Regions from separate parts of the Homo sapiens genome. Here region 1 is linked to region 2. Evidence: read pairs that join two places in POLR2A ChIA-PET (ENCODE). Cell type or tissue: HepG2. All regions are shown on one strand. Each heading gives the region's core, and the rest is flanking DNA. Links, peaks and the distances in the headings are about the cores only.

Region 1 (12,447 bases), core at 1,031-3,530, 470 kb after region 2:
GTTGTATGCCTGTAGTCCCAGCTACTCAGGAGGCTGGGCTGAGGTGGGTGGATCTCCTGATGTCAGGAGTTCGAGACCAGCCTGGCCAACATTATGAAACCCTGTCTCTACTAAAAATACAAAAATTAGCTGGGCGTGGTGGCAGGCGCCTGTAATCCCAGCTACTTGGGAGGCTGAGGCAGGAGAATCACTTGAACCCGGGAGGTGGAGGTTGCAGTGAGCTGAGATCAAGCCACTGCACCCCAGTCTGGGCAGGAAGAGCAAGACTCTGTCTCGAAAAAATAAATAAGTAATAAATAATAATAAAAACAAAACAAAACAAAAAAAGTTGCAGAAAATGTTTGTTATGACCCCACTATATATGCGTGTTTGAATAGAAGATCTAGAAGGATACACCTCAAATAGTTGACAGTGGTAAGTAGCCTCTGGGAAGGTGAGGTAGCTTAGTGGGAAGTTTATTTACTTTATACTTTTATGTGTTTGTTTGAATCTTTAAAGGGCATTTATTATCTTAATAATTTAAAATTTTGAAAATACAATGTAAGGACATGCACAGTGGCTCATGCCTGTAATCCCAGCATTTGGGAGGCCAAGGTGGGAGGACCGAGTGAGCCCAGGAGTTCAAGACCAGTCTGGGCAACACAGTGAGACTCCCGTCTCTAGTAAAATAAAAAATGAAACAATTAGCCAGGCATAGTGGTGCACGCCTGTAGTCTCAGCTACTCAGGGTACTGAGGCAGAAGGATCGCTTGACCAGCCTAGACAACATAGTGAGACACCATTTCGAACAAAACAAAACAGTTGCTCCCTTCCCTCTTGTTCCTCCCACTATTGCTGTCATTGCAAGCTCCTAGGAGCTGCCCTGTTATTTACATTGCAGTGGGCATGACTCAGGGAAGCAGCAGGCAGGGAGGAGGATGGGAAGCAAGAACCCAGCTGGGGCTAAGCAAGGTCCAGCTCATAATATCTAATAGTGTAGTAAAAAGAGCGCAGTAGGCCAGGCGTGGTGGCTCACGCCTGTAATCCCAACACTTTGGGAGGCCAAGGCAGACAGATCCTTGAGTCCAGGAGTTTGAGACCAGGCTGGGCAACATGGTGAAACCCTGTCTCTACAAAAAAAAAAAAAAAAAAAAAATACAGGCTAGGCGCGGTGGCTCACACCTGTAATCCCAGCACTTTGGGAGGCCGAAGCAGGCACATCACAAGGTCAGGAGTTCGAGACCCACCTGGCCAATATGGTGAAACTGTGTCTCTACTAAAAATACAAAAATTAGCTGGGCGTGGTGGTGGGTGCCTGTAGTCCCAGCCACTCTGGAGGCCGAGGCAGGAGAATCGCTTAAACCCGGGAGGCGGAGATTGCAGTAAGCCGAGATTGTGCCACCGCACTCCAGACTGGGAGACAGATTGAGACTCTATCTCAAAAAAAAGAAAAAAAATTAGCAAGGCGTGGTGGTGCTTGCCTGTAGTCCTAGCTACTTGGGAGGCTGAAGTGGGAGGATCGCTGGAGCCCGGGAGGCAGAGGTTGCAGTGAGCGGAGATTGTGCCACTGACATTCCAGCCTAGATGATGGGGTGAGACCTTGTCTCAGAAAATGGGATGAGACCTTGTCTCAGAAAAAAAAAAAAAAAAAAAAAAAAAGGGAGTGAGACACAAGGAAGACAACACTTGGAGCACCTTCTTTGGAGCCAGGTACCCTGCTAGGTGCTTCCACGTGTACTACCTCATTTGAGTCTCACACAAACACTTTGCCATAGGAAGTAAGATCCCATGCTACAGAATAGGAAGCTGACTACGGGGTGGTTATATGACTTGTGCAAGGTCACACGGCTATTAAGGAATGGTGCCAGGATCTCAGATCCAGCTCTGTTCTTTCACACATCCATCCAACAAATATTTCTGAGCACCAACTGCAGGTAAGGCACACAGCTAAGCACAGGAGCTATAGGGCGAACACCCAGCAAGGGGGCCCTGACCTCAGAGAACTTACATCTCTCGGGGTAGACAGACAAAAGCAATTTAAACAAACACCGTTGTTATACAAACAAACAGGAGTGCTGATTGGGCCGGCCGTGGTGGCTCACGCCTGTAATCCTAGCACTTTGGGATGCCAAGGTGGGTGGATTGCCTGAGCTTAGGAGTTCGAGACCAGCCTGGGCAACACGGTGAAACCCCATCTCTACTAAAATACAAAAAATTAGCCAGGCATGGTGGTGGGCACTTGTAATCCCAGCTACTTGGGAGGCTGAGACAGGAGAATCGCTTGAACTTGGGAGGCAGAGGTTGCAGTGAGCCCAGATCATGCCTTTGCGCTCCAGCCTGGGTGACAGAGCAAGACTCTGTCTCAAAAAAAAAAAAAAAAAAAAGTGGGGGGGGAGGGAGGGCAGCACGGATATTGAGAACAAAAAGAGATCTACTTAGAAAGGAGGTGACATTTCAGTTGAGGCCTGAAGGAGGAACAAGAGCAGAACATTCCAGGCAGAGAACTCTGCATGGGTCCAAAAGTGCGGCAAGAGCTTGGTGGTTTCCAGGAACGGAAATAAGCTTATCAGATGGCCCTTGCCCTGACCTCCAGCTGCCACTCCACCCTCACCTCGTGCCACCTTAGCATCAGGCTCTAGCCAGAACGGACTTCCCAGGCGGACCTTCAAACCTGTCCAGACATTTCCTGCCTAGAAGCCTCCACAATACCCATCTTGCTGTTTTGAATGCTCTTCCCTACCCACTCCTCACTCTCCGCTTTCCTTTTTTGTTGTTGTTGTTGAGATGGGGTCTCGCTCTGTCACCCAGGCTGGAGCGCAGTGGTGCAATCTCGGCTCACTGCAACCTCCGCCTCCCAGGTTCAAGCGATTCTCCTGCCTCAGCCTCCTGAGTAGCTGGGATTACAGGTGTGTGCCATCACACCCGGCTAATTTTTGTATTTTTAGTAGAGACGGCGTTTCACCATGTTGGTCAGGCTGATCTCGAACTCCTGACCTCATGATCCGCCACCTCGGCCTCCCAAAGTGCTGGGATTACAGGCGTGAGCCATCTCGCCTGGCTCCACTCCCCACTTTCACCTGGCCAAGTGCAACTCATGCTTCAGACCTCAGCTGAATTTCACTGCTTTAGGGAGGTCTTCAATGGACTTGGCTCACGGCTGTAATCTCAACACTCTGGGAGGCCAAGGCAGGCAGATTGCTGGAGCCCAGGGGTTTGAGACCAGCCTGGTCAACATGGCAAAATCCCCTCTCTACAAAAGAAAAAATTTAAATTAGCAAGGCATGGTGGTGCACTCCTGTAGTCCCAGCTACTCAGGAGGCCAAGGTGGAAGGATCAATTGAGCCTGGAAGGTCAAGGCTGCAGAGAGCTGTGACTTCACTACTGCACTCCAGCCTGGGCAACACAGCAAGACCCTGTCTCAAAAAGTAAAACAACGAAAAAGTCCATTGATATGATGTAGGTTCTACATCACAACGAACCTTTAAGAAACTACTATATGCGGGGCTTTGATATCATATCAAAGAATAGTATCTGCCAGGCGTGGTGGCTCATGCCTGTAATACCAGCACTTTGGGAGGCCGAGACGGGTGGATCACCTGAGGTCAGGAGTTCGAGACCAGCCTGGCCAACATGGTAAAACCCCACCACTACTAAAAATACAAAAAATCAGCCGGGTGTGGTGGCAGGCACCTATAATCCCAGCTACTCGGGAGGTTAAGGCAGGAGAATCGCTTGAACCCAGTAGGCGGAGGTTGCAGTCAGCCGAGATCATGCCATTGCATTCCAGCAGCCTGGGCAACAAGAACAAAACTCCAAAAAAAAAAAAAGAAAATATCACCAATTATCTGAAAAAGCCATTAAAAGATCCCTCCCTTTATAAGTATGTATCTGTGTGAAGGCAGATTTTCTTCAACCAAAACAACATATCACAGCAGCCTAAGTGCAAAAGCAGATATGAGAATCCAACTGTCTTCTATTTAGCCCAACATTAAAGAGATGTGTAAAAAATGTAAATCAATCCACTTCTCTCCCTAAATTGTTTATGTTTTAGAAAATCTAGCTATTTTTACAAAAATGTGTTATTTATGTTAACATGGAAAGAGTTTATTATTGGGTGTTTTTGTTTAAAAATGAAAATTTTTAGAATGTCTAAGTTTTCATTTTTAATACAATATTGCTGGAGATAACTTATGTAAACAAAAGCTCTTTGGCACCCTCAATAATCTTTAAGGATATAAAAGGACCCTGAGACCAGAAGACTTGAATACTGCTGCTCCACAATCTCAGCACCCCTGCCCTTCCTTGGATCCCAAGATGCCCAGTTCATCCAGGACCGGCCTTGTTTCTCTCTCAGGCTATACTGGTTATACCTTCTTGCCTTGGGGGTCCTGTTTCCAGGGCATGGAGGCATATTTGGCCTGTGTGGTGGCTGGGGGCAGCTCACAGCTGGGCAGGGCATGGTGCTCATTCTGGGTCTTGGGGGCAGTCAGGTCCGCACCTCCCTGCTACCCCCGCCCCCTTGCCCATCACAAAATGCCTTCCTCTTCCTGGGTTCCTGCACCCTGCCTGCCCACGCCTATTGAGAAAGCCTTTCCGCCAGGGCCAGGACTAGAGTGAAACATGTGAGGCATTCACTGGTTGCAAAATTTAAGAAGACACTAAACCTCAGCAATCAAGATAAATAATATTTTATTTTGTTTATTTATTTTTGAGACAGGGCTTGGCTCTGTCACCCAGACTGGAGTGCAGTGGCACAATCTTGGCTTACTGCAACCTCCACCTCCTGGGCTCAAGCCAACCTCCTACCTCAGCCTCCCAAGTAGCTGGGATTACAGGCACACGCTACCACACCAGCTAATTTTTGTATTTTTTGGTAGAGATGAGGCATGCCCACCATGGCCAGCTAATTTTTATAATTTTAGTTAGCTAGGCTGGTCTCGAACTCCTGACCTCAAGTGATCCGCCCGCCTCGGCCTCCTAAAGTGCTGGGATTACGGGTGTGAGCCACTGTGCCTGGCCAATAAATAATATTTTAATGCAATATTTTTTTAAATCAAAAGGAGTATTACTGATTCTTCCTCTTGCCTCAATCTCTAATATAACTGCCTGGCACTATTATGATACTGTCTTCATCTAACATTTTGGTACTTTGTTTATCATAATTTTTTTTGCATTAATTTTGATTTTTTTTTTTTTTTTGAGGTGGAGTCTCCCTCTGTCACCCAGGCTGGAGTGCAGTGGCGCGATCTCAGCTCACTGCAAGCTCCGCCTCCTGGGTTCACGCCATTCTCCTGCCTCAGCCTCCCGAGTGGCTGGGACTACAGGCGCCTGCCACGACGCCCGGCTAATTTTTTTTGTATTTTTGGTAGAGATGGGGTTTCACCATGTTAGCCAGGATGGTCTTGATCTCCTGACCTTGTGATCTGCCCGCCTCGGCCTCCCAAAGTGCTGGGATTACAGGCATTAGCCACCACGCCTGGCAATTTTGAGTTTTTAAAAAAACCTTCTCACCATGTGAACAGAACACACACACAGACTAGCCCAATTCACTCATTCAGTTGCTCATTCATGCATTCGTTGGACAAGCACTCACAGCTCCCGGAGCTGAGCAGTGCCCTGAGGCCTCAGAGAACAGACCCAGCCCTTGAGCAGCTCACAGGCCATTTTGCAAGAGAGAGATTCAGAAATAGATAAGCGGGCGGTGCTATGATGATGGATGTATCAGGTGTAACGCGGTTTCAGAGAAGCTGCCCCTACCCAGACTTGAGGGTGAGGAGAGACCTCCTGCCTATGCTGAAGGAGTTAATTTGATAGTGCGAGGAGAGAGGAATAACAGGCACAGGGGACTGCGGGACAGAGGCCTGGAAGAATAGGCAAAGGCGTACTTCATTCTAAAGGAACGTGAGACATTTGGTTTGGCCAAAACTTTAAGGAGTTGAGAAGAGACAGGGCTTTAAAAATAAGCAACAGGGCCAGGCGCGGTGGCTCACGCCTGTAATCCCAGCACTTCGGGAGGCCGAAGCGGGTGGATCATCAGGTCAGGAGTTTGAGACCAGCCTGACCAACATGGTGAAACCCTGTCTCTACTAAAAATACAAAAATTAGCCGGGTGTGGTGGCACGCATCTGTAATTCCAGCTACTTGGGAGGCTGAGGCAGGAGAATCGCTTGAACCCAGTAGGTGGAGGTTGCAGTGAGCTAAGATCATGCCACTGCACTCCAGCCTGGGCAACAGAGCCAGACTCCATCTTAAAAAAAAAAAATCATCAGTCAACTCAAGATGGGTCCTAGAGGTTAGTCTAAGGAGTCTGGACTTTATTCTGCAGACAATGGGAGTTATTGAAGGATCTTGAGCTTGGAAGGGACAAGACTGGGTCTGGATTTGGGGAAGATGGCTTTGACCACTGTGCACAGAATGAACTGGAGGTGATCAGACCAGAGTCAGGGAGACAGCAAAGAGACACGTGCAGTCGTCTGGAGGGCCTCAAGAGGACTGCACCAGGGCAGAGCCGATGGAGGGAAATGGATGGTTGTGAGAGTTATTTGGGAAATCAGATGGACAGAATTTGGTAACGGATGGGATATTGGTTGAGAGAAAAGGAGGAAACAAAGAGAACTGCCAGGTGTCTGGGCCAGATGATTGAGGACATGGTGGTGTCTGTCTTCATGGAGAAGACACTGAGGAGGAACAGCATGAGGGCAGGGAGGATGAATTCATATGAGGACATATCCCATCTGGGATGCCTGTGAAACACCCAAAAGGACCAGGGTTAAACCCTGAAGAGCCCAACATCAAGGAAGAAGTCAGAGGAGGACAGACCTATGGAGGCAGAGACAGGACAGTCAGAGACAAGGAGGGTTCCATGCTTGAGGCCTAAGGGAAGAAAGTTTCAAGAGCTTGGGAAGACATGGGCAACAGTGTGAAAAGCCACAGGGAGATGAATGACAATGCAGACAGAAAAGCAAACACTGGATGTGGAAACATGGAAATCAATCTCATGTGATCAGATCATGTGATCACAGGGAGAGCAGTTGCCCAGGCATGGGTTGAGGGGTGAGTGATAGGAGAGAAAGGGGAATGTCAAATCCTCACTCAAGAAGTTCGATTGAGCCAGGCACAGTGGCTCACTCCTGTAATCCCAGCACTTTGGGAGGCCGAGGCAGGACGATCACTCGAGGTCAGGAGTTCCAGACCAGCCTGGCCAATATGGTGAAATCCCATCTCTAATAAAAATACAAAAATTAGCCAGACGCCTATAATCTCAACTACTGGGGAGGCTGAGGCAGGAGAATCGCTTGAACCCAGGAGGTAGAGGTTGCAGTGAGCCGAGATAGCACCACTGCACTCCAGCCTGAGCAACGAGAACGAAACTCCGTCTCAAAAAAAAAAAAAGAAGTTTGATTGAGCAACAAAATGCTGTGTGTGGACCTTGTTTGGATCCTGATTCAAATAAACCAACTGTAAAAAATATTTTCCAGACAATTGGGCTGGCTGTGGTGCTCATGCCTGGTCTCAGCACTTTGGGGAGGCCAAGGCGGAACAATTGCTTGAGCTCAGGAGTTTGAGATCAGCCTGGGCAATATAGCAAGACCTCATCACTCCTAAAAATTTTTAAAAGTTAGCTGGGTGTGGTGGTGCACACCTCTAGTCCCAGTTACTCAGGAAGCTGAGGCAGGAGGATTGCTTGAGCCCAGGAGTTCAAGGCTGCAGTGAGCTGTGATTATGCCACTGCACTCCAGCCTGGGCAACAGAGCCTCAAGACCCTGTCACACACACACAAAAAAGAATTAAAAAAAAAAAAAAGACATTTGGGAAAACTCAAACACAGATGGTATTAAAAAAATGTTTATTTATTTAGGTAGGATAATGATATGGTGGTTGTATTGTTAAATTCCTTAGCTATTAGATGTGCACTCCAACCTGGGCAACACAGCAAGGCTTCATCTCAAAAAAAAAAAAAAAATTCCAGGAAGACCAGGTGTGGTGGCTCATGCCTGTAATACCAGCACTTTGGGGAAACTGAGGAAGGAGGATGGGTCAGGAATTCAAGACCAGCCTGGGCAACATAGCAAGACCTCATCTCTACACCCATCCCCACCTTGCCTCCCCCCGCCACCCCCCACACACACACGAGAATAAAATATTCCAGGAAAATTGTGCCTGCATGCTAATCTCTATTTCAAAGTTGGCTTCCCAGGAACCCAACCTAGGAGATTGTATACTTGGGTCTATCTGACTTCAGAGCCTCCCCAGTCCACACAGGCCCCACAGGAGCCCCAGCAAGAGTAGGCCTCCTCCTTCCAGATACAGGACCAGAATCAGTAAGGGGAGTGCTGGTGGAGTCCCTGCTTGACTCAAACCCGTTGGTGCCACCAGTACCCGTCATCCTGGCTCTTCCTACTTCTGCTGCCTTCTGTTCAATCCCAGGCTCCTGGCCCCCATGTGACTCCCACTCCCTTGGCCCCAACCCAAACTTGGTGCCTATCACTGTATCTTTGCATGAGTAGAACCCTTGAAATCACCCAAAATGTAACCAGCTGATTCTCCTCTGGGCCTGAGAGCTTGCACTTTCATTACTTTATTCATGCTGTTTCCTCTGCCAAGAAATCCTCCCTTCCTTGTCATTGTCTGGATGTTTACTAGAACATTCTTTAAGATTGCTCAGACCTCATTTCCTCCAAGTAGCTCTTTCTAAGACTCCTGGCCTCCTGCACACCCAGCTCCACCCGCGGTCTGGTTAAGTGCCCATTCTTTGGACTTCCGTAGCTCATAGCTCTTTATCCCACTGAAATTGCCTCTATGTGACCTCTCTGCCAACCAGAGGCAGAGACAATGTCCATGCATTCACCTCACAGTTATTGACATCCTTCTGGGTGTTGGGCACTATGTTGGGGAGACTGCAGAAACAAAACAAAGTTCCTGCTCTCGAGGAGCTTACATTCTAGTTGGGGGAAACAGTCAAAAATAAGTGGAGCAACAAATAAGATAATTTCAAATTGTGATGAATTTAATGAAGGAAATAAAAATAGTAACATGAAGATAGGGTAGATGGCTTTTTTTTTATTTTTATTTTTTAATAAATAGAGACAAGGTCTCACTATGTTGCCCAGGTTGGTCTTGAACTCCTGAGCTCAAGTGATCTGCCTGATTTAGTCTCCCAAAGTGCTAGGATTACAGGCATGAGCCACTGCACCCAGCTGGTGGCTGTTTTAAGTAGAATGACCAGGAAAGGCTTCTTGGAGGAGGTGACATACAAACAAAACCACAGACAGCTTTACCATGAAGTCAATGAAGCTTAAGCTTTAAGGCCCTCTCCTAGGCCCTGTATCTAATTGTATATTTGTAATTTGGTATCTTCAAAGGGGGGCCCTTCAAATTGTATAAGCTTTAGTAACCTATAAAATCTGTGTCTACCCCTGGCTGAACTCTAAAAAAGAAAAAAGGAACAAGTAAGAGGACGATCTGGATTATTCCAGCCAGAGAGTATCATGTGCAAAGGGCCTGTAATGGGAATAATTTCATCATGTTCTGAAGTAGGAACAAGAAACTGAAAGGTTGGTGTGGCCCTAGGGGAGTGAGAAATGGGAAGAGTGGGATGTGATCAGAGGACACCTGGCTGCAGATCACTCCTGAGCCATGGTAAGGAGTTGGGATTTTATTCTGTGAGCCTCGGAGAGCTGCTTCAGTGTCGCTAAGCAGGCAAGTAACATGATCGGACTCGCTCTAGCTGTCAGGTAGAGAATAGATGGTAGGGAGCAAGCGTGGAAACAGCAAGAGCATTTTGGAGGTCAGAGATGGTGGTGGCATGGACCAGAAAGTGGCATTTTCAATTCCTCTCCCCGTCCCCTGTACTCAGGGAGCTTGGCTGGGGCAAAAGTTTGGTAAACATTTGTCAGGTGAACAAACACCCAGCAACCGACAGGATTGCCTACTCCCCAGACAGAGCAGCTGCCACACAAGGCAGAGTGAGCCCTCTACAAACTCAGGACTCAAACTGTGGTCCTTGGACGAGCAGCATTGGCACCACCTGCAAGCTTGTTAGAAATGCAGAATCTTGGGTCCCACCCCAGATCTCCTGTATCAGAATCTGTATGTTGGCCGGGCATGGTGGCTCACGCCTGTCATCCCAGCAGTTTGGGAGGCTGAGGCAGGTGGATCACTTGAGGTCAGGAGTTCGAGACCAGCCTGACCAACATAATGAAACCCCCTCTCTAATAAAACTACAAAAATTAGCCAGGCATGGTGGTGGGTGCCTGTAATCCCAGCTACTCTGGAGGCTGAGGCAGGAGAATAATTGCTTGAACCCAGGAGACAGAGGTTGCAGTGAGCCAAGATCACACCACTGCACTCCAGCCTGGGCGACAGAGCGAGACTTTGTCTCCAAAAAAAAAAAAAAAAAAAAAAAGACTCCATATGTTAATAAGATTCCCAGGCGATTCGTGCACGCACCGAAATCTGAGACATGTTGTACCCCAACAACTGCCAGCCACACACTTGCCTGGGCTAACATCTTCCGTGGCTCCCCTGGCCCAGGATCAAGTCTAAGCTCCTTTCCCATCTTATTTTCCACCATTCCCCGCTACTCATTTTCTACTCTTGCTGCACTGAATTTCTCGCTGCTTCCCTAAAAACTCCATTTTTCCTCAAATCTCTTTGCCTTTCCAGCAGCCTGCTTTTGCCTATTGCTTTACCTAGAAAAATCTTACTCATCTTAAGACCTAATCTGAAAAAGCACTTCCTCTGGGATGCCTTCCCTGATCGCCACAGGCAAAATGAGTTGCCTTCTTCTCTGGGTCCCTATGCACTGGGCGCATTCCTCAGTCTAGCACCTGATACAGTATGTTTTAAGTATTAATTTCTGTGGCTGTTTCCTTGTCAGACTGGGCACTTCCTGAGGGCAGGGACTAGATCTTTTTCATCTCTTCAATCCCAGTGTCGGGCACCGAGGAATGAATGGATGAGTGGCCATGCCCTGATGATGGCTCCGAAATCCCCGGCACAAAGGAAGTGTGCACAGTCTCCCCAGGGGAGCTGTACTGGGGTGGAGTGGGTTAGGGAGAACAAGGTCTCTGGAGTCAGAAAGGTCTACAGGTTCATACCTGGCTTACCATTTACTTGCTGTATGACCTGGGGCAAGTGACCTCGCCTCTCTAACCTTCAATGTCTTCATTTGCAAAATCTTACAATCCTAACAATGGTTTCAAAGATAAGTATGCAAAGTGGCTGGAACAGGACCTGAGCCACAAATGACCAAGCCTCCCTCTCCCCACTGGCCCAGCTGCTTGGAGCCAGGGGAGGGGACTGTGGGCCAACATTGACCTAGGGGCTTTGACCTACACACTGGCTTTCCTGCCAGCTCCAGATAGAGCCTCCAGCTAATGGCAACAAAGCTTTCAACAGCTCAGGAAGAGGATGAACATTTGGAAAGAAAAGAAGAGGCTCAGACCACTCAGTTTAACACATGGGCACAGTTCCCTGATGGATCGAGGCTGGGCAGCTGGCCCAGGCACAGCCTTCAGCTGGGGGTGGGGTAGAGAGGCCATAAATATTCATGAGACAGAAGAATTCTGCTGTCTGGATCTGGTACCCTTTTCCCTGTGCAGCATTCGGCCCTCATCCCTGCTGGAAACATTCCCAGTCCCTAGGGAACCTGGAGAAGGGGTTCTCATCCATAGCTGGACAGCCAGAGAGGAGGGACCATCGGGAGATGGACAGAAGGAGGTATGTGCTGGTTGATTTCCCAGGCCAGATTGTGGGTTGGGAAGTTGGGTTCACCAGTCCTGCTAGCTCTTAACATTTGTGGGGCCAGTTGAGGTCAAAAGTACAAAATTCTAAATATTTATAAGCTATAAATAAGATACATCCAAGTTCATCCACAGCTCCTGCACCAGCAGTTCCTTGCAGCCCCGCAGGCCTGAGGGTGCATTCACCAACAGGGCAAGGACTAGAAGTGGTGAAGGCGGGGGAACACCACATTCCAAGTGGGCACACTCTCTTGGATCCAAGTACTCCTTGCTCTGTGGGGATCATGAGGCTGGAGCCCCCCTAATTTCAAGACACTGGGCACCATTTACTGGTATACAGTACATCTTGCCTATGATCATATTTCCTCCTCAGATCATCTTCGTGAGGCTGGTTTTACAAGATACCTAATTTTCTAGGGGTAAAAAGTGAGACTAGAGAAGAAAATAGATTTGTCCATAGTCACACAGCGGGGAAGTGGCAGACTTGGGATTTTGAACTCCAAGGTTCATTCTGACTCTCCTAGAACAAGCTGTGTCCCCTGCTAGAAGCAAACTGCTCCTTGGCCAGCTTGTCCACTCACAGACCTGTCTTACAGCCTGAGAATGGGAGCTCCAGATGCTGTGAGGCCCCAGGAAGAGATGCCTTTGACCTGGGGCCCTGCTTTTACCTTTGTTCCTCAAAGCTGGGAAGGGAATGCGACAAAGGGATGGCATGACCTGCTCT
Region 2 (12,447 bases), core at 3,301-5,800:
ATCGCTTGAGCCTGGGAGGTCGAGGCTGCAGTGAGCTGTGATTGCACCACTGCACTCCAACCTGGGTGACAGAGCAAGACCCTGTCTCAAAAAAAAAAAAAAAAAAAGGAATTAAAATAAAATAATAATAATGGGCAGAGAGATATCCTCCTCAAAGTAATAGTTTGATAGAGAAGTGGAGTGGGTAATTGAAACATTTGTTGTCTAAAATAGGGGGAGATGAAAGCATGAAGGGCTGGCTTACATGTTGCTCACACACAACACAAGTGGAGACTAAAGGAGTGGCCCCACTAGATTTTCCTCATTTTTTCCAATAGATCAGGAAAAAAGGGAGCAAGGAGGATGCTGGTATGATTATTCAATTCTTGCCAAGGGAGGAGTACACTGGTACAATGGCCATAACTGTTTTTCTTTCTTCCCCAAATCACTTCAAAAAAATTTTTTTTCCTCCTCTTCCTGATGTAGTCCTAGGATCAGGGCTGCAGCTATAATATCACAGTCCCCACTTGTAGTATCCCTTATAATAAACTAGTAAATATAAGTGTTTCCCTGAGTTCTGGAAAGTGCTGGCAGCAGGGATGATTCCTAAGCAAAAAACTAGAACTACGTTTTTAAACTTTATGTCACAATTCCTAAAGGCCTGATGGAGGTGGGTTGTGCAAAATTGGAGTTAACAATGAATGCAGCCCTACTGCCTGGTGGTAAAAATCACCCGCCAAGTTCTGCACCTTTGCTACCTTATCCTATTCAAATTGGAGTGAACTAAGGAGTACTTACTAGACTAGTATTGCTGGCTGCAATCTAGACCAGCACAGTGGCAATCTTAATGTCCCTTCCAAAGGTAAAATCTTTGGATATTAATGGAGAGAAAGAGGGATAGTAGCTGAGGGTAAAGAATTTAATAAATGGATTATGAATTGAGGGAAACCCAATATTACATTAACACCTCAAAAGGAGCTCAGAGCAAGAGATGACATTGTCTGTGGTCAGTTATCCCAGATGTCAGAAAGAGTGATATATATTTGGTGAGATCACTCCTGCTTTTGGAACCTGACAAGATTGAATGGAAGCCTGCAAACCTGAATGACATCACCCTGGGAGACATTCATACAATATGATGGATGGGACTAACTATTAATGATTGAATAGGATTTTAGTAAAGTGGCAGTATCTTTTTTGCAGGGGCAGGGGACAGGGTCTTGCTCTGTCACCCAGGCTGGAGTTCAGTGTTGTGATCACAGCTCACTGTAGCCTCAACCTCCCGGGCTCAAGTGATCCTCCCACCTCAGCCTCCCAAGTAGCTGGGACTACAGGTGGGCACCACCATGCTCAGCTAATTATGGCAATATCTTTTGAGTTGTATGTCTTTTTTTTTTTTTTTTTTTTTTTTTTTGAGACAAGTTCTCACTTTGTTGCCCAGGCTGGAGTGCAGTGGCACAATTTCAGCTCAGTACAATCACCACCTCCCGGTTCAAGCGATTCTCCTGCCTCAGCCCCCCGAGTAGCTGGGATTACAGGCCCATGCCACTACACCTGGCTAATTTTTGTATTTTTAGTAGAGATGGGGTTTCACCATGTTGGCCAGGCTGATCTCGAACTCCTGACATCAGGTGATCTGCCCGCCTTAGCCTCCCAAAGTGCTGGGATTACAGGCGTACATCATGCCTGGCTGAAACTCCCATTTTTAAAACCATCAGATCTTGTGAGAGCCATTCACTATCACAAGAAAAGCAGGGGAAAGACCTTACCCCATGATTCAGTCGTCTCCCACACTGTCCCTCCTGCAACATGTGGGAATTATGGGAGCTACAAGATGAGATTTGGGTGGGGACACAGAGCCAAACCATATCATTCTGCCCCAGCCCCTCCCAAATATCATATCTTTACATTTCAAAACCAATCATGCCTTCCCAACAGTCCCCCAAGTCTCAATTCATTTCAGCATTAACTCAAAAGTCCACAGTCCAAAGTCTCATCCTAGACAAGGCAAGTCCCTTCCACCTATGAGCCTGTAAAATCAAAAGCAAGTTGGTTAATTCCTAGATACAATGGGGGTACAGGCATTGGGTAAATACAGCCATTCCAAGTGGGAGAAATTGGCCAAAACAAAGGGGCTACAGGCCCCATGCAACTCTGAAATCCAGGGGGGGGCAGTCAAATATTAAAGCTCCAAAATGAGCTCCTGTGACTCCATGTCTCACATACAGGTCATGCTGATATAAGAGGTATGTCCCCATAGTCTTGTGCAGCTCCAGTCCTGTGGCCTTGCAGGGTACAGCCTCCCTCACGGCTGCTTTCATGGGCTGGTGTTGAGTGTTTGCGGCTTTTCCAGGTGCACGGTGCAAGCTGTCAGTGGATCTATAATTCTGGGGTCTGGAGGATGGTGGCCCTCTTCTCACAGCTCCACTAGATGGTGCCCCAGTAAGGACTCTGTGTGGGGGCTCTGACCCCACATTTCCCTTCCGCACTGCCCTAGCAGAGATTCTCCAGGAGGGCCCCACCCCTGCAGTAAACTTCTGCCTGGGCATCTAGGCATTTCCATACATCTTCTGAAATCTAGGTGGAGGTTCCCAAACCTCAGTTCTTGACTTCTGCACACTTGTAGGCTCACCACCACATGGAAGCTGCCAAGGCTTGAGGTTTGCACCCTCTGAAGCCACAGCTGGAGTGGCTGGGACACAGGGCACCAAGTCCCTAGGCTGCATACAACTTGGGGACCCTGGGCCCAGCTGATGAAACCACTTTTTCCTCCTAGGCCTCCAGGCCTGTGATGGGAGGGGCTGCCACAAATGTCTCTGACATGCCCTGGAGACATTTTTCCCATTGTCTTGGTGATTAACACTCAGTTCCTTGTTACTTATGCAAATTTCTGCAGCCAGCTTTAATTTCTCCTCAGAAAATGGGATTTTCTTTTCTTTTCTTTTTTCTTTTTCTTTTTCTTTCTTTCTTTCTTTCTTTTTTTTTTTTTTTTTTTTTTTTTTTGAGATGGAGTTTCACTCTTGTTGTCCAGGCTAGAGTGCAATGGCATGATCTCAGCTCACTGCAACCTCTGCCTTCTGGGTTCAAGCGATTCTCCTGACTCAGCCTCCTGAGTAGCTGGGATTACAGGCATGCGCCACCACGCCTGGCTAATTTTGTATTTTTAGTAGAGTCGGGGTTTCTCCATGTTGGTCAGGCTTGTCTTGAACTTCCAACCTAATGTGATCCGCTTGCCTCGGCCTCCCAAAGTGCTGGGATTACAGGTGTGAGTCACCGTGCCTGGCCTGGATTTTCTTTTCTATTGCATTGCCAGGTTGCAAATTTTCCAAACTTTAATGCACTCCTCAAATTTTGTTTACAGTATTTCCCTTTTGAAACTGAATGCCTTTAACAGCACCCAAGTCACCTCAGAAAATGGGATTTTCTTTTCTATTGCATTGTCAGGCTGCAAATTTTCCAAACTTTAATGCACCCCTCAAATTTTGTTATAGTGTTTCCCTTTTGAAACTGAATGCCTTTAACAGCACCCAAGTCACCTGTTGAATGCTTTGCTGCTTAGAAATTTCTTCCACCAGATACCCTAAATCATCTCTCTCAAGTTCAAAGTTTCACAAATCTCTAAGGCAGGGGCAAAATGCCGCCAGTCTCTTTAACATAACAAGAGTCACCTTTACTTCAGTTCTCAACAAGTTCCTCATCTCCATTTGAGAACACATCAGCCTGGACCTTATTGTTCATATCACTATCAGCATTTTAGTCAAAGCCATTCAACAAGTCTCTAGGAAGTTCTAAATTTCCCACATTTTCCTGTCTTCTTCTGAGCCCTCCAAACTGTTCCAACCTCTGCCTGTTACCCAGTTCCAAAGTAGCTTCCACATTTTCGGGTATCTTTTCAGCAACGCCCCACTCCTGGTACCAATTTACTGTATTAGTCCATTTTCATGCTGCTGATAAAGACATACCCAAGACTGGGCAATTTACAAAAGAAAGAGGTTTAATGGACTTACAGTTCCGTATGACTGGGGAGGCCTCACAATCATGGCGGAAGGCAAGGAGAAGCAAGTCATATCTTATGTGGATGGTGGCAGGCAAATAGAGAGCTTGTGTAGAGAAACTCCCATTTTAAAAACCATCAGATCTTGTGAGACCCATTCACTATCATGAGACCAGCATGGGAAAGACCTGCCCCCATGATTCAATCATCTCACACTAGGTCCCTCCCACAACATGTGGGAATTATGGGAGCTATAAGATAAGATTTGAGTGGGGACACAGAGCCAAACCATATCACCTGGCTAATTAATTTTTTTTACTTTTTGTAGAGACAGGGTCTCGCTTTGTTTCCCAGGCTGATCTCAAACTCCTGGCCTCAAGCAATCCTCCCACCTTGGCCTCCCAAAGTGCTGGGATTACAAGTGTGAGCCACCATGCCTGGCCTTACATTTTTCACACACAATTGGTGCATAGGTACAGCAATTTGATTGGTTTATGCAGTGTTTCTTTTTGGAATGGGTGCATTTAAAATTTTTTACAGAGGGTGTAATAGTCATGGGTTTTCTGTTATCTGGTCTAGGCAAAGCAGGACAACAATGGGGAAGTTAATCTACACAAAGGGTCATTCATTAGGAAGAAGGGTGGTTTTTATTCCTGACATCATGTAACTCTCTTAGTCATTGTACAGAATAAGACAAACAAGAAAGCGAGTTAATCTATAATCTGAGAAACGGAAGTAGTAACCATATGAGACTCAGATTAAAGGAGGAGACCACCCCTCATATTGTCTAATTTCTACCTCCAAAGAGAGAAGTAAAAACTCAAAGGCAGAAATGAAATCCACAGGCAGACAGCCCAGCGCCATGCCCTGGGCCTGGTTAAAGATTGACCCCTGACCTAACAGGTTATGTTATCTATAGATTCCAGATATTGTATGGAAAAGCACTGTGAAAATCCCTGTCCTGTTCTGTTCCGATCTGATTACCAGTGCCTGCCACCCCCAGTCACATACCCCCTGCTTGCTCAATCGATCATGACCCTCTCACATGGACCTCCTAAGAGTTGTAAGCCCTTAAAAGGGACAGGAATTGCTCACTTGGGGAGCTCGGTTTTTGGAGATGTGAGTCTTGCCGAAGCTCCCAGCCGAATAAAGCCCTTCCTTCTTTAACTCAGTGTCTGAGGGGTTTTGTCCGTGGCTTGTCCTGCTACAAGATCACAGTCACATCTCTCTCAAAGCTTAAGGTGTTTGTGGGGTTCCAACAAGGTTTACATTTTATTTATTTTCACACTTCTTTGATCAACAGAGCAGCCTTCCAAACAGAATGTTGTCCATTCACCTTGGAACTGCCATCCACAAACCAAGCTGTTTGCTGGCCAGTTGAGAGCCGTTATGGGACACTGTAGAAGCCAGCAGCTCCTCACGCAAACCAGTCCTAGCAGAAAAGAGGCTCCTTTCTTTTATCTCCTCCTGGCACTCCCCAGGTAGCATGCTTCTGTATAAGCCATTTCCATTTTGTTATGGAACTCTTCTGGACACTGCTGTCTCTATTTGAGTGTTTCTGTGACATCACCTGAGATCGCATGGGTATTTCAGGTGTCAAGATCATTTTATGTCCTTCAGTCACAGGGGTAGCTTCAGTTAATGTCCCGTAACAAGTTAGTAAGTGCCCCTCAAGTGGAAATTGTCTAGTCCAAAATCTCAGTAGTCTTTGCTTGCAGGTGCTCACAGCCTTTTCTCTTCTTCTTCTTCTTTTTTTTTTTTTTCTGAGACAGAGTCTTGCTGTGTTGCTCAGGCTGGAGTGCAGTGGCACCATCTCTGCTCACTGCAACCTCTGCCTCACCTCTCGGGCTCAAGCAATTCTCCTGCCTTAGCCTCCCGAGTAGCTGGGATTACAGGCACCCACCACCACTCCTGGATAATTTTCAAATTTTTAGTGGAGATGCGGTTTCCCCATGTTGGCCAGGCTGGTTTTGAACTCCTGACCTCAGATGATCCTCTTGCCTTGTCCTCCCAAATTGCTGGGATTACAGGTATGAGCCACCATGCCCAGCCACTCATAGGCTTTTGTCATAGCCCCAGCAAATGCTCCACAAAGAGCTATCGAATGGAGAACTTGTCCCTATCAGCACTCCAGCTTCTACTCTACAGTGTGGGCTTGGGTTTCCATTTAGCATGTCCAACTAAAATTTCCAGAAGGGTGGATTTACATGCCTTCTGTTTTACAGTTCTAGGTAGAGGGAACAACCCTGTCATATACAATGCCCATTTCCATAAAACATTAGGTAAAGGAGACACAACCACTTTACATTAAGCCTTTACGTAAAGCCTGTTTAGACATTCCCACTTTCAGAATCCTGTTGACCAAGTATATTTTTATGTCCCGGGAACTTCTCTTCTCCACCCCCTCCCCAGACCATTTTATTCTCTCTTGGGCAATAAGTGTTTAGGTCCTTAGCCAGAGGCCAGGCCAGGAGACTCTGGCCTCTCTGTCAATCTTCCCTTGATTAACCAGTCTGACCATCACCCCAGGCAATTCCAGGTAGGGTTTCTTATTGTAAATCTTTACCTTCCTGCTTTTAAAATTCCACCAAACTGGAGGAAATAGAGCAAACTGGTTTGGGGCCTTTAATGTTGAAGACCATCAGAGACTCTCTTTGGTCCACCCAACCTTCAATAGTGTTGTATTAAGACATTTATTTTGGCCACGCGCAGTGGCTCATGACTGTAATCCCAGCACTTTGGGAGGCCGAGGCTGGCAGATCACCTGAAGTCAGGAGTTCAAGACTACCCTGGCCAACATGCCAAAACCCCATCTCTACTAAAAATACAAAAATTAGCCAGGCGTGGTGGCAGGTCCCTGTAATCCCAGTTACTTGGGAAGCTGAGGCAGGAGAATTGCTTGAACCCAGGAGGCAGAGGTTACAGTGAGCTGAGATCATGCCACTGCACTCCAGCCTGGGTGACAGAGCGAGACTCTGTCTCAAAAAAAAAAAAAAAAAAAAAAAAAAGACATTTGTTTTCACTGCATTAATTTCCTTTTTTAAAACCTCATTAATTTTTATTTTACTCATCCTATTTCTTAATAACCATCTAAGGATTTCCATCCTGCTCAGACGAGTCTCATGACTCTCCCCTTTCTTTTTCCTCTTAGTTTCACCCTTATCAGTGTTCTCTTCTTTCTCTCCCTCCCTCTCTCTCCTTTCTTCTTTCCTTCTCCTTCCTTCCTTCCTTCCTTCCTTCCTTTGCTTCCTTGCTTGCTGGGGGACCTGTTTATTTACAGCAGCATTTTAGGAAAAGGGCAAACATGGCTCTCTCCTTCAACAAATCCCTGCTTTGGTGCCCAAGGAGACAGGGCTGAGGTAGCCCCTGCCTGGCCCTTGGCTCTGTGGAGCCCTGCACCCTTGGGAGGACAAGGTAGCTCCCCAAAGCTGTTAATTCCAAAGCTGTTATTTGCAAGGGATAGAGGGACCTTGTTTCAACACCCAGCATGTGGGTCAATTTCTGGGGAGGCTGGAGAGGACCATGGCCAGATGGTGCCTTGACCTCCGCATGTCCAGACCCACCAATGGGATCTCCTCCCAGGGGCTCTGAAATCCTGAAAAGAAAACCAAACGCACTGAGTGAGGGTCTTATGCTTCCCTTCATAAGAGCCATGACACCGCGGCAGCCCTGGTGCAGAGGAGGGGCTGGGACTCACCCTCCCCGCCTGCCACCTGTCCTTTCTACTTTGGCAAACAACAACAAAACCCTGGAAGCTTCAAGAAAATGAAGTAAACTTTAGGGAACAGAAAAAACAAAACAGCAGGCTGTGCCCAAAGCCCTCTCTCTGCCGTCCCCCTCTCCGAGTCCTCCTGATGAGCTGCAGCTGGTGGTGCCCGCGTGGCCACAGCACAGGTTTTCCTCACAGAGCCACTGGCCCAGCTGAAGGTGACTCTCCTAAGCTCCCTTCACCAGCCACTCTGGCTTCCACGCTGGGAAGGTAGGATGGGGTGCAGTCGGGGGAGGCACCCAGTTATTTAGAGAGACAGAAGAGATTGGCACACAGGCAGCATCACCGAGGAGGCCCCACGCACATGCTCAATTCTGGCCAGTGCATGGACAGACCCCCTGCTGAGGGGACACAACAGCACAGCCCATGTAGCCCAAGGCACCTCCAGAGGTGGCAGATGAGCAAGGATGAGGACCCCAGGGTGGAAACTCCTGGATTTGGAGCTGGGCAAGTTTCTGTCCCCATGGACTGGGCAGCTTTAAGAACCAGGGGAGCTGAGGGCAGGAGGCCCAGGGAGGCTCAGCCAGCTGTCAGGAGCAGCCCAGACCCCACCCCTAGAATGACAGAGGAGGAAGAGGGGGAGGGTCATCATCTGTAAATGCCACCAAGACAGTGTTGGGTGGCACCTGACGTTCCCCAGCACACACGAGCCACTGGTGCCTCTTCAGGCTGTGTCCGTTCACATGGTGGGACCTCCTGCCCATTGGTGGTAGGGGCAGGGTGCGTGGAGAGGCCTTCTCCAGGAGCTGCCTGGAAAACAGGGCAGCCCTGACCCCCACTGGCTGACAGTGAGCAGCATGTCTCCTATCACGGAGTCTGAAGGTCCCCGCAGTGTTGAGCAAAAGTTTACATGGCACCCACTGGCCAGACCCCATCGACTCCACAGAGAGCAAAAGAGAGCCTGCTGACCTCCCAGCTGTTGGCCCCAGAGTCACAGAAGTCACCCCTACTCAACACCAGGACACAGATCCACCGCCCAACCTAAGAAAACAGGAACAACTCCAGGGCCACCTAGGCCAGGCAGGTGAGAGGAGCTGGGCGACAGTAGCTGCCAGCTGCAGCTCTGCAGGATCAACAAAAAGGCAAGATGCCGGGGGGAGGGGAGGAGGCCAGGAGCCTTGCGGCACATCACAGAGCAGAGGCGGTGCCCACGGCAGGGTGCGGCTAATTCCTCAGGGCGGCTAACGCCCTTGACAGCTGTTCCTCCTGGCTTCACACGGAGCTCTCGCCCGGCAGAGGCACCCTTGGGCAACTGGCTGAGCTGGTCTAGGACCTCCAGGCCATTCTCCTTGGCGCTCTGCACAATGGGTCTGTCCACCTGCTCCTGAGGCATGGTCAGTGTGGCGGCCGAGCTCATGGAATCCTCCATCACTAATGTGTGCATGGCCAGGTTTTGCACTTGCTACTCAAACCTGTCCATCGCTGCAGAGGCCTTCTGCAGGTCCGTGGTGTTCAGGCCTTGTCTGGGGCTTTGGTCACCTACACCATGTTCTTGGTTACCACCTTCATGGTCACAGCTGTCTGCACCTCGGGGGCCACTGTGTCCAGGCGGATGCCATGTAGAGCCAGTTCACGCTGCTGTTCTCCTTGCAGATGGTGTTCTTGGTGTACACACGGGTGCACTCTACATTTTTCTGCTGAAGGGACTTCTTCACTTTGGCCTGGTTGGCGTAGGAGTGCTTTTCTGCCTTCTTGTCTGGTTTCTCCAGCTGCTTCACCATAAATTTCAACTGGAACAGGGTATTGTCCCCTGGCCAGTCTGACAGAAGCACCCCTTGGAAAGGCAGAAGGGACATGAACTCCGGGAGGCATCAGGTGCCAGTGGCTCTTGCCTTATTTCTTAATAACCATTTAAAAATGTTTGCCTTCGTGGGAGAAATCCTTTGATTCTCCCCTCTCCCATTACCTATTCTCTTGTTAGTTGCCTTAATGTTTTCATTACCATCCGTAAGACCCAGGAGGGGAAGCTGAGGTAGCAAATTTGATAAGGCTTCTCTGACTATAGCTCAGTTTTGCAGTAGTAAGGTTACATGAGGTGCCCATGCAAAAGAGGCTGCCTGAACCACAGCATTTATCATGACCCGGGTAATAGGCATTGTCATGCAGGACTCCTGTTGACTCCAATAGGGATGGCACTGTGTCCTAGAGGCCGGAACCAGTGAATGAGACTTAGGGTTTACTGAGGGGAACTTACACACAGGGATGGTCCAGTGGTGGTGGGCTGGACAGGAGCATGCATTTATGAAACAGGGCATGCGTTTTATGAAACGCATGCAGTTGATACAGCATTTTCACTTAGCACCTTCCACCTAGCAACCTCTACCCAGCAACCTCCAGTTAATCCACAAAAAGGGACTCCATCCCCTGTATGGCCTGTGTTCCAAGGAATGAGCCAGGGGCTCAGATGTCCTTCATAGATAAGGAGTGAAACTCTGGGTTGGCCACTCCCGGATTCCTTAGCTCAGGACTCCGAACACACATTCTTCTTAGACCCTAGGATCATTCTCAGGGTACGCTTCAGTTAAGTTATGGCTGTCAGCTGCATCTGCCATATACAGGCATCCTTAGCGGGTGAATGCCTGGTCATTGTAAAGCCAGCTCCACATGGCTTGCATATGAAACCTATCAACTGCTTCATCTGGGGTGTTCCATTTGACATTTATAGGGAATGTAGGGGCCAAGGGAAAAACTTCTCCTTTGCCCTCTCAAGGATCACTGTACATTCAACCCACAAAATGCAGATTAATAGAGAAATGTCATACAAATTTATTAATGTGTACATGAGGGAAAAATCACAGAGTGCTTACCCAACATCCCAATGAGGCCCAAATACTTCTATAGCTTTATTTCAGAGGGGATGGGGGAGATAGGGAATATAGGTAATTCTGTTGAGGGACAATAAATGATTACTAGGGAGAATGAATGGGTGGGGGCGGAGGAATAGAGATTAATTTATAAACGGGCTGGGCATAGTGGCTCACACCTGTAATTTTGACACTTTGGGAAGTCAAAGCAGGAGGACTGCTTGAGGCTAGGAGTTCAAGACCAGCCTGGGCAACACAGTGAGACCCTATCTGTACAAAAACTTTTAAAATTTGCTGGGCTTGGTGGTGCATACCCGTAGTCAGGAGGCTCCCCTTAAATCCGGGAGTTTGAGGTTACAGTGAGCTATGAATGCACCACTGCACTCCAGCCTGCACAACAGAGAGACACCCTATCTCAAAAACAACAACGACCACGACAACAACAAACTTGTAAATGGTTCTCTTGGAAGTAAATAAGCCTGAAAGAGATATTATCTTGTGAATGGGTCTGTTTAAGAATGTGCTTACATTCTCGGTCTTCTTTTCTGTAATAGATAATGAAATAACAGGGAGCGGAAGGAAAAACAATTGTTCTTGGAGAGTCCATCCAGTCTTTATATAGATAGTGGGAGAAGTCTCTTCTAGTGGCTGTGGATCTCGAAAGGCCTTTAATTAAAAATTTAAAATACTCATTATACCAAAGGGAGCCATATTTTTGGGTGAAGTTCTTTGAGCTCCTTCAGGAGAGTCTCCCTTCTCAGGGTAAACAAATTTTACAGTGGCTTTTATCCAATCTACTGGGCTGGCTGTTCCCTCAGGAATAACCTCCTGTTTGTGTGTGGGTCATGTATAGCTACCTGCAATTGTTCTGTAGTGTGCTGTGGATCCTGCATCAACCTCAACATGCTCTTCCATTCTGCAGCACTTGAAATCTAGTTACTCTTGCAATCCATCTTAGTAATGATTCCTCAGGAAGCTGAAGATAGTAATCTACAAAATGGAATAATTCCTTCACATCGTACCCTCTAGTCTATAGTGACTTGGTTTTGCCCTTCCCCTACATTGACTGTCCTCTTGGTAACCCAGTTCTCAGTTATTTTCTGTTTCCCTGCGTAAGTTTTCCCTTGGGGATCAGTTTGGAGGCTAGTGGCTGAAGCTCAGACTCACTGAAATCTGAACTTGGTTTAGCACCAAGGTCTGACACAGCACTCTCTTTCAATTTCATTTTAGCTATTATAGTTAACAGTAAACAAGAATGTTTTTCTTTTTGCTTATTAGTTTGCATTTCCTTATGCATCCAGTGAATCAACTCTCCAGGAGTTGGTTCTGTCTCTAAATTCCATTCATAACTTTTATCTTCAGTAACTGAGCACAGCACAGCTGCGGCTCTAAACCATGGGTGACCACATGGCTACTCAGGGATCAAAAGTTCCTCACCCAGCACTCTTTCATCCTTTCTCTTCCCAAACCACAACTTTCCATCAGCCCAGGCCATTCTAGCAAATCTCACTTCCGTGACACCAACTCTGCCAGGGTGGGGGGAAACAACACTCAGTGTGCCTGTTCTATTATCTCACTTAACAACAACAATCAACACAGAAGACTTTTGTGACCAAATTTGTATGTGAGGATTTCCCCACACACCAAGCAGCAGTCACCAGTTGAGTGTCCTCTGATTCAATTCAGACACTACCTACTCTGAGATAGTGTTATCAGAAAGGGGTCCCGATCCAGACCCTGAGAGGGTTCTTGTTGGATCTTATGCAAGAAAGAATTTGGGGCAAGTCCACAGAGTAAAGTGAAAGCAAGTTTGTTAAGAAGAAACAAAAGAATGGCTACTCCCTGAGGGCCACTGGGTGGCTATTTTTATGGTTATTTCTTGATGATATGCTAAACAAGGG

What was found. ChIA-PET counts read pairs that join two places held together with the same protein. Peaks named below come from ENCODE experiments on the same cell type or tissue, not always from the same donor. Only the 100,000 strongest peaks of a DNase experiment are listed, where the experiment ranks them.
Region 1: POLR2A ChIA-PET joins it to region 2 with 8 read pairs; 3 of 35 experiments call an interaction of 5 or more read pairs at or near these places.

The regions. Positions count from the first base shown.
Region 1 is chr1:28,152,469-28,164,915 of GRCh38, forward strand. All of the region lies in intron 1 of PTAFR (platelet activating factor receptor), which reads right to left. Among named protein-coding and RNA genes, the nearest start is that of PTAFR, 18 kb to the right of the region's middle. In HepG2, for the core only: no CTCF peak of the experiment used is centred there; a DNase peak (open chromatin) is centred at 2,513.
Region 2 is chr1:27,677,903-27,690,349 of GRCh38, forward strand. It overlaps the pseudogene CHMP1AP1. Among named protein-coding and RNA genes, the nearest start is that of IFI6, 12 kb to the left of the region's middle. RefSeq lists an enhancer at 4,556-4,850. In HepG2, for the core only: no CTCF peak of the experiment used is centred there; a DNase peak (open chromatin) is centred at 4,629.